2 separate regions of the Homo sapiens genome follow, and region 2 is linked to region 1. The links are chromatin contacts, found by Hi-C or POLR2A ChIA-PET in ENCODE. All regions are on one chromosome and are shown on one strand. Each heading gives the region's core, a stretch centred on a gene start or an enhancer-like site at or near the end of the contact. The rest is flanking DNA. Distances are from core to core; before and after follow the strand shown.

Region 1 (4,328 bases), core at 1,655-4,154:
TGGATGTAATCATTATTCAATAGTTATTTAGCTGTAAGCATTATTTAACAGTTCCAACAGTGGAGTACGGTGTGGAGAATGGTCACCTCCGGGAGGTGATGACCTCCTGCACGAGGTTGGCTTGAGTGCTGTAGTAGGGATGGGGAGGTCCCAGAAGGCATGAGTCAAGCCAGAGGCACAAAGAGCCGTGTGTAGGGAGGGCTGTGCTGCTGGAGGGTCCCCTGTGCCAGGACAGAGATGAGGCTGAGTCCAGGGCCTGAAAGACACACCCCTCACCTCCAACTTGACCTGAAGCCCAGAAGGAACCATTGAAAGGTTTTTCTGGATGGCAGGGATGGGTTTGTGATTCCGGAAGTACATGTGAAAGATGAACTGGGTAAAGCAGCCGGGCATGGGTTCTAGGAAGAAGTGGCTCAAACTGAGACTGTGGCAGTGGGATTGAAGAATTGGGGGCAACAAGTGGGGGTTTAAACCCGACACTTTTATCTTTACAAACAATGAGGAGGAGAGTGGGCTTACTCAAGGTTTCAAATGTGTTCATGGCACAGCCAAGTGCAGGACCCAGGTTTTTCGACTTGATCTCATTCATTACGTGCCTACGCGCACATCTCCACAAGCCTGTGTGGGGCTCCCTGTCAAGTGCAGCGTCCCTGTCTGGCCCTGCGAGTGGGTGCAGAGATGCACTCACAGGCCTCCCTGAACTCTGTGAACTCCCACCCCACACCTGGAACAAGACTGGGAAAATTCTGGACCCCGAAGCACTCCTAAGCCACCGGGCAGGGCAGCAACACCATCGCTGGGTGCCCCTGGCCAGCACTGAGCCTGCGGAAGCTTTGCGGAGAGGCCAATCCACTGATATGGGGGAGGAGGGATTCTTCAGGAGCCATGGCTGAAAGTCTCAATGCAGGGAGTGAATGGAGCATTGATGAGGAATTCCTGTCAGCATGGCTTCCTCTTTCTTGGGTTTCCCTTTCTGTTCCTATGGCGACAGGATGGACTTCCTCTGTGAAGCCCTGGCGGCCTGCAGGCTGTGCTTGTGTGGTGTCTGCATGGGGGCGTGGGAAGGTGTTCGGGTACAATGAGACTCCCCTGTTCATCCAGGCACCATGGATGGGAGTCGGGCAGGAATGTGCACCTGCATGCGGACAGGGCAGGGATTCCGTCGTGGCCGGGTAGATGGCACTGCAGAAAACCCCTGAGTATTTGAGTCAGATTGGGTTTCCCATCCCAACTGTGCTATTTCCAAGCAAGTTCCTTCATCTGTCTCTAAGCTGCTGTAGTCTCCTGCATCAAATCGGTGTGGGCACACCCACCTTCCAGATTGTGTGGTGTTGTAAGGTCACAAGAGGCATATTCTCTCCCTATAGACATCTCTCCCTCCACCACGATGCCCTGAGATGCTTCCCCCGTGGCTCACCTGTTGCTCTCCCTGCTAATTTGTGGGCCATTTGAGGTAGGAGTTGGGGTGGTTCACTGACTCTCCAAGACTTGGTGCAGAGGTGGCTCTCAGAGGTGACTGTTGGAAAAGTCTGTGCATACATGAACCAGAATTAAGTGAACGACAATTTATTTGGCATCGTTTAGTGGCCTGTGACGTTCTAATGCAGCTGCCAGGCCGGCATGATGGTGCCAATGGTGCCAGGTGGTCCTTCCCAGGCCCTTGGTAGCAGCCGCCCCGGGCGGGACCCTGGCTTTCACAGCTGGACTGGCTGCCCAGAGGACTTTTTCAGTAACAGTCAGGGCAAGGTCAGATCTGGCAGCAGCTGACCTTTTCACTTGACCCTTAAGCCTATCTGGACCGCCTGACTGGACGGCCTTCAGTGACTTCTCTGGATTTCACTGACCTTAGGCCACCGGACTTCCCATCCCTGCCAGGCCCACTTTGTCTGGCTGAACTCCCAGCTCAGCCCCACCCTGGCCCACCCTGTCCTGATCTCTTCCTGCCAAGGGCCCACAGTGCTGTTTAAAGATTGGAAAATACGGCATGATTTGCTTGTGGATACTATTTTTGATCTTGTGGATTGAGCACTAAACTTGGAGTTAAAAACCGGGGTTTGAATCCCAGCTCTGTCACTGGCTTGCGAGGTGGCCTTGGACAAGTCACATCTACTTTCTGTTACCTCAGTTTCTTCATCCGGTAAATGGGCAGGTCTAGTCACCTGTATCTACCTCATGAGCTATAGCAGTTAGCTGTGAATGGGATGGTTTTGTACCAGATCTAGTGCTGAATAAACTGCACCAGATTTGCCTCCATCATCTCAGGGTCTCCCTTTAAAAGTTTTTCTTTCTTTGGCCCTAAGTAAATCAGTGATTTTAGTACCAGAATGTATTTTGGAAAGGACAATGGCGTTAGAGTCCAGATGTAGATTCAGAGCTCAGCTTGTTCAGTTTCTCTGTGTATGGCCTAGGGCATTTAATTCCCTGTGCCTCAGCTTCCTTATATATTAGGTAGCATGCATATATCATACTTGTCTTTTACTTTGTTTTGAGAAATAAGGATGCAAGCTGTAGTAATCTCAGCATCTTATAGATGCTTCACACATAGTTTCTATTATTGTTACTATAATTATTATTAGGATATCATATGGTGTGTTGTAATCACTAGAGCTTAAGAATTAAAGGAAACTTTAAAATCTGGAATTCTGAAGCTAGACGAGCCCTTTTCAGGCCCTGTAGCTATTTGTTCTTATTTTACAGAAGGGAAACTGAGGCCAAAAGAACCAGGGGCCACACTGGTAGTTCAACTTAGTGGCGCAAGGGAGCTCTGGAGCCTGTGCTGAGAGTGGATGGGGGTGGGGGGAGAATCGGGGCTTTCAGTGCCGACCTGTGCTGTTCCACAGATGCTGGGAGAGGAACCACACCCTGCTGCTTTTGGCTTCCTCACCTGGCACCGGGATCCGGTGACACAAGGCCTGGCACTGGGCTGGGCCGTCATTGAGTACACAGGCTGCCCACGTGTAAGCCTTGTTCATTCAGCAGGTTGAGAGCAAAGCAGGCTGTTCTCTTCCTATGCCAGGCACAGTTTGCAAAAGGCCTGCAGGGATCCAGCTTCTCTGGCCAAACCAATCCTGCCCCAGGCTGGTGGCTGGCAGGGAGATGTCTCTTCCCCTGAGAAGTTACTGGAGATAACCATTGTCATTTACAGCGTTTTAGGCACAAAAATTGCCACCACCCTCCACCCCTTGTCTCTTTGGGAAATGTTTATTCTTCTCGGACTGTTTCTGGTACCACCACTTCCAGGAAGCATATCCTGATTACTGTAGTCAGAACTGAATAAAGTGAGGGGACTGGGCTGGGCACAGAGCTGGGGAAAAGCATTCCAGCCCGCGGGAGGAACAAGTGCAAAAGACCCAGGAAGGAACGAGAATTCACATCTACGGCCGTATGCTGGGGACTTGCATTTCGTGCTTCCTCACCTATCTTCTCCACTAGGCTTTTGGGTTGAGGGTAGGTGCAAAGGTTCATTCTTAATAATAAGATCGATCATTATTGTTGCCCCCAGTTTTTTGCAGATCTACCATGCTAGGCTCCTCGGTAGATACCGTACTTGCATTATTACAGTTAATTCTCACAAAAACTGAGAAGGTGGGTGTTACTTGTCATGTCTGTCTCCCCAGTGCCTAGTTGGGGAACTCAAGCAGAGTAAATGCTCGGTAAATGTCTTTTACATGCCTGCATGACTAGTGGGACATTTGAATTACTAGGTCCACAGATGCTTCTGTTGGTTTTTATGGAAATCAGCTCCTTTGCCTGGAAAATTCATAATGCCCAGACTGTGAGGGGACATGAGCCATTGCAAGACTGTTCATTCATTTCTGCTCCCATTTCTGACATGTGCTAGAGCCCCACCAGGGACTCCCCATACACATTCTTGAGACCGTGACTGGCAGCCCTCTTTCCCAGAGGAGGGAGCCAAGGCCCAAAGACCTTCAGCAGCCTCCCTGCAGTTACACAGCAAGTCCACAGTGACCAGAGCTGACACTCACCCCCGCCTGTCAGACCTCCCTCCATTCCTCTCGCGTGGTATGCATCCTGAAAGGTCCTCGTTGAAAGACGTAATCCAGACCAGTTGCCTTGACCCTTGCCTAGAAGTTTTGTAAACAAGTTCACAGTGTTCTGAGAAGGAAGCAAGGTCAAAAGAATGACCTACCAAGGCCAGCAAGCCTGCATTTCCTCCCCATCCTTTCTCCCGGCTTCTCTTTTCTTTTGCCCCTCTCCTGCCTGGGATGCAGATTCTCCCCTAGAGAAAGAGCAGGCTCCTGCCCCAAGGATTGGCTGTCCCCTGACACTGGGGAAGCACACGTACAGCGCACCTTGATGGAGCCTAG
Region 2 (4,573 bases), core at 346-2,845, 150 kb after region 1:
GACTTTTACAGAGTATCACTAAACCAAATCACATCATTTTATAGTTTCTCGGTTTCCTCATTCAGGTTCCAAAAGAAATTAAGCACCAGTGTCCTAGGCATTAATTCAGGGGTCTAAATCAATTGGAGGGCTTGGTTACATACTTCTTGCCCCCCCGTTTCTGATTCAGGAAGTTTGTGGTGGAACCTAAGCATCTGCATTTTCATTAAGTTCCAGGTGATGTCATGCTGCTGGGTACTGGGCTATACCTCGAGAACCATCACTGTAAGGCACACATTGCATGGGAAGAATTAACTTCTATGCATTTGGTACTAAATTTATGTATAATACTTGGGAGAACTGGGAAAATAGTCACGCAAGTCATTTTCTGTGTGTTGTGGTTCAGGCAAGATATCCTGATTCTGAAAGGTTTCATGACTAGACAAGGACTTCCTTCTGTTCTCCGGATTTAGATATCCAACTATCTCTCCAGCATGGCTATTTGAGTTTATAAAAGACTTCTCAAAAACAATATGTGCAAATGTTCCAGTACATCTCATATATATTTTGTTCATTTGCTCAGGCCCCAAACCTTGAAGTTAAACTTAATTTTGTTCTTTCTCTCAACTCCATGTTAAATTGATGAGCACATCCTGTCAAATACCTGAATCTGCCTACTTCTCTTAATTGATCTCTCTGCTTTGACCCAGTAGTCTATTATATTCTGCTGTCCAAAATCCCCCATGGCTTTCATGCCATCTCACTCAGAAGAAAATGCCACATCTTGACTGTGACTCACAGGGGCTCCTCTCCTGGTTTGTCCCTCTCCAGCCTGCTGACTTGCTTTCTGTTCCTTGAACACCCCACCATGCTCCTGCCTTGGGAGTCTGTGTACTTCCTGGAATGCACTTCCCCTGCCTCTCATTCTAGCTCCCTCCCTCTGCATATCTCCCTAGCTTACTCCCTCACAGCCTTCACATCACTATGCCAATAACGTTTCCTGACCTGACTATATAAAACACCAAAGTCCTTGCATGTCTTTCCCTTACCCCTAACGCCACCTATTTTATTTTTTATTTTTATAAAGAAAGGGTCTTACTATGTTGTCAAGGTTGGTCTGGAACTCCTGGCCTCAAGTGACCCTCCTGCCTTGGCCTCCCAAAGTGCTGGGATTATAGGCACGAGCCACCATACAGCATTCTTTTTCAAACTCTGCTTTATTGTTTCTGCATATACCATCACCTGCCATACTATATTTTTATTTGCTTATTATTTGTCTCCTCCCACTAAAATAAACTTTTCCTAGGAGCAGATTTTTTTTTTCCTTTTAACAGCCTTATCTTTAACACCCAGTACTATTCCAGGCATGTAGTAGGTTCTTAATTAATATTTTTAAGTAGATGAATTTTAAAGATTGAAATACCAAAATTCACTGAAGAGAAGACACTAGCTCAAGGACATCACTGGAGTCAGGGCTGGGAAACAGGGGCAGAGGCCACCTTCTTAAAAGCCCAAGATGGCGGTTCTTTCTATTAAAGCCCACACCAGGTTTGGGGCTCCTCTGCCTCCAAGAAAGAAGTGTGACCTCTGCTTGAACTGAGAGAACTTGAGCTTAAAATAACTGTGAGTCACGGCCTTCCCTGAACCTTCTTCCTTCCTGCAAGGCCCGAGGTTGTTCCCATAGCCGTTCCCTGGAGGACATTAGCAATGTGGCATATATTTGAGGGTCCCTGGGAAGACAAGAGCTTGCATTCCTAAGAATGTGAGAGGAGCCCAACCCCAGCGCCTATCCCATGTGATTGGAGGAAGTGGCCTGGCTGATATTTCAAGAAGGAATGGGTCATGGGAGTCATGTCACTGCTCGGGTTTGTCTTCTGCTGACATTGGGACATTGCTGGCAAGAAGCAGGACTTGCATGATTCACACTGTCAGCTGAAGGTCTGAATCCTGCCAAATCACCATCTCCCATCCTAGTGTTGCTTGTCACCTCCAGTCATTTATGCATTCCTTCTTTAATGATTTATTTCACCCTCTCTATCTACGAAACACTATGCTAGATGAATGCTCCTAACAAACTATGAGCAATACTGACATAACACCTGACTTCAAAGGCTTTTAAAAAGATGGGAACAGTCCCACTGATAGGTGACATTTGGAATTTTCACTAATGATGTAGAATAAAAGGGAAGTAGAAGCTGAGGGAAGGACGAGAGGTCCCAGAGACTCCAATCTGACTCTCACACCTCTTGCTTTACAGTTGAGGAAATTGAAGCTCAGGGATTGTTCCTTTTTGTGTCCTTGAAGGGTGAGCTGATGATCAGTCCACAGTGCCTCTGTGCCCTGATGTAAGGATGTATTGTTTGCATAGTTCAACTCAAGAAATAGTGTTTCCTTTGCAGTTCTCAAATTCAATAATGCCTAATTTACAATAATTATCTGCTGCAGACCATCAATGAATGTGAGCATATATGGCAGACAAAAGTTGATGTTTGCAATTTTATAACAGGTATATTTATAGATATCTGTTATAAACAGTGCTATTTATAGACCCTCAGAAGGGCCTAACAATCAAGGCTGGGGGCGGGGCGGGATAGTTCTGCTGAATTTCCTAGTGGCCCCCAGCATCTCAGGATACAGACTATTTCTTCTTCCAATGTCCTGTCCATACATTCTCATGTGCACAGAGATGGAGAGGCTCAGTACAGAAAGCCCATTTCATCAGCGGGTAAGTGAGAGGAGTCCTCCAGTATACACTCATGTTCTCGCTTTCCTCTCTTCCCTACAAACCCTATATATACTGTGTGTCTTTTCTTAAAGAAGGCAATGTGTGAATAAGGAAATCTCAGCCTTCAAAAATGCCAACGGCTTCTGTGACATGCTTTGTTACAGAAGAGCAAAATCCTTCTTTATTTCTTTCCTTTCTTCTCTGAGTTTCTCCAGATGAGAGGTGGGGTCTCACTCCTCTCTGTCCCTCTATTGCCAGGTAGAGCAGATGTTACAGAGCTATTGCTCAATGCATTTGAACTGAACTGGCTCATTATTTACTTATATTGTGAACCCCTTGAAGATATTTGGAGGTTTATATCATTCATCTTCAAATCTCAACCATTTATGCTGTGGCCTGACATATAGCTCTCTCAAACAATACTAACTGAGAAGTCCAGCCTGGTTGGGGGTGAGGAACCAAACAGTAGAATGCTACCTGTGCCAAAAATATGTATGGTAGGTTGCAAAGGTTGGCCAAAAATTTCCTCCTCTTTGTATCCATGTCCTTTGCAAGGTGAGTTTGCAGCAGCGCCCTTAAAGCAGTGACACAATTTTCTATCCCTTGGGGTTGGTCTGCTCTTATGACTTTCTCCAGACAATAGAATGCAGCAATGTGATACTGTGATCTTTATGAGACTTTTAGGCATGCGAAGTTAGAGATTGTCATGCAAGCTGTTACAGCATTTATTAACATTACAGCAATGGATTGGCCACTAAGATGGGAAATAGGGCCTAATTGATGTGTTAAGTTAGTAGATTAGGAGGGTCACCTGGGACTTTGTGTTGTGAAGAATTCTGAGGCCACATCAGTGATGTTGGCCCTGGATGTATGAGGGTATGGAGAAGGAATGGTAGCATTATGCTACTCAATGTCCATCAGTGTCCTATTTCTGATAGCACTGAATTAAGCCCTGGGGCAATATAGGCATGGAGTACATGGTTCTCATCATCAAGGATATAGAAGCCCATGTTAAAGAAGCCCTTATTTGCACTAGAACAGGCAGTTGTATAAGAACTTTGCTCTCAGGAATTAGAATTCTCTGATAGATACTTAATGAATACATGCCATACAATCTTCATGTTAAACTTGTATTAAGTCATTTAAGCTGAGGTATCCTAACTGAGGAAATGTGTACCACTGAGGGTAGGTACTCAAACACCTTCTGAGGACGTGAGGGCAAGGATAGATTTCAGCTTATCAATGTTTAGACCCATGACACCCATAGGTGCTCTTTCCTAAAACTGACCTGCCTAGGAGGATACCTGGGGTCTACCTGTTCTCTTATCCCACACGCCTTTGATAATTGTCCTTCGACTGCAATCAAAATATGCCCATTCTGAATCTTTGCATGGTGCATTGGTCCAAAGTGTAAAAATATTCCAACAAAAGAATATTATAACATAAGTGGAACACGCATCTCTCTGAAGGAAGCATCCTTCTAGGACAAAGTAAAGATGGCATCCATAAAAAATACTAGGCTTATTGAATCCAGGTAACAGACTCCCAGCAAGGCCCGACAGCTTCCTCTCTCTTTCTCATCACTGTCTCTCTGTGTCTCTTTCTTTCTCTTTCTTTTTGTTAGAATAAGAATTCAGAAGTGTATTATGATAACAATGGATATCAATATATTTATTTTAATTTTTTAAATGGGGTCAAATTTCATTTTCAATTGGCTTTATGGTGGGCATCTTCCATATACTAAAATTAAATTACAGATATAAGAGTTTCATTAAAATAGGTTTATATGTACATAATCTATATTAACATAACTATGTACTTAAATAATATACACACAGAAGTATACCATTTACAACTATTTGTATTTGT

Evidence for each region. A loop is a pair of places that touch in the nucleus more often than their neighbours do. ChIA-PET counts read pairs that join two places held with the same protein, here RNA polymerase II (POLR2A). Pooled maps may share reads with other maps.
Region 2: a loop to region 1 is called in a pooled map, with 3 times the contacts of the local background. The contact joins two enhancer-like sites. A Hi-C loop is called at or near these places in 4 of 50 pooled maps. POLR2A ChIA-PET finds 5 or more read pairs at or near these places in 3 of 52 experiments (CD4-positive, alpha-beta T cell, CD4-positive, alpha-beta memory T cell and activated CD4-positive, alpha-beta T cell).

What each region holds. Positions count from the first base shown.
Region 1 is chr2:12,731,092-12,735,419 of GRCh38, forward strand. All of the region lies in intron 2 of TRIB2 (tribbles pseudokinase 2), which reads left to right. Among named protein-coding and RNA genes, the nearest start is that of MIR3125, 4.1 kb to the right of the region's middle. Within about 2 kb of position 2,905, at least 17 of the 41 ENCODE cell types and tissues checked have a DNase peak (open chromatin) inside an H3K27ac peak, as active enhancers do.
Region 2 is chr2:12,883,251-12,887,823 of GRCh38, forward strand. No RefSeq gene overlaps it. Among named protein-coding and RNA genes, the nearest start is that of MIR3125, 150 kb to the left of the region's middle. Within about 2 kb of position 1,596, at least 10 of the 41 ENCODE cell types and tissues checked have a DNase peak (open chromatin) inside an H3K27ac peak, as active enhancers do.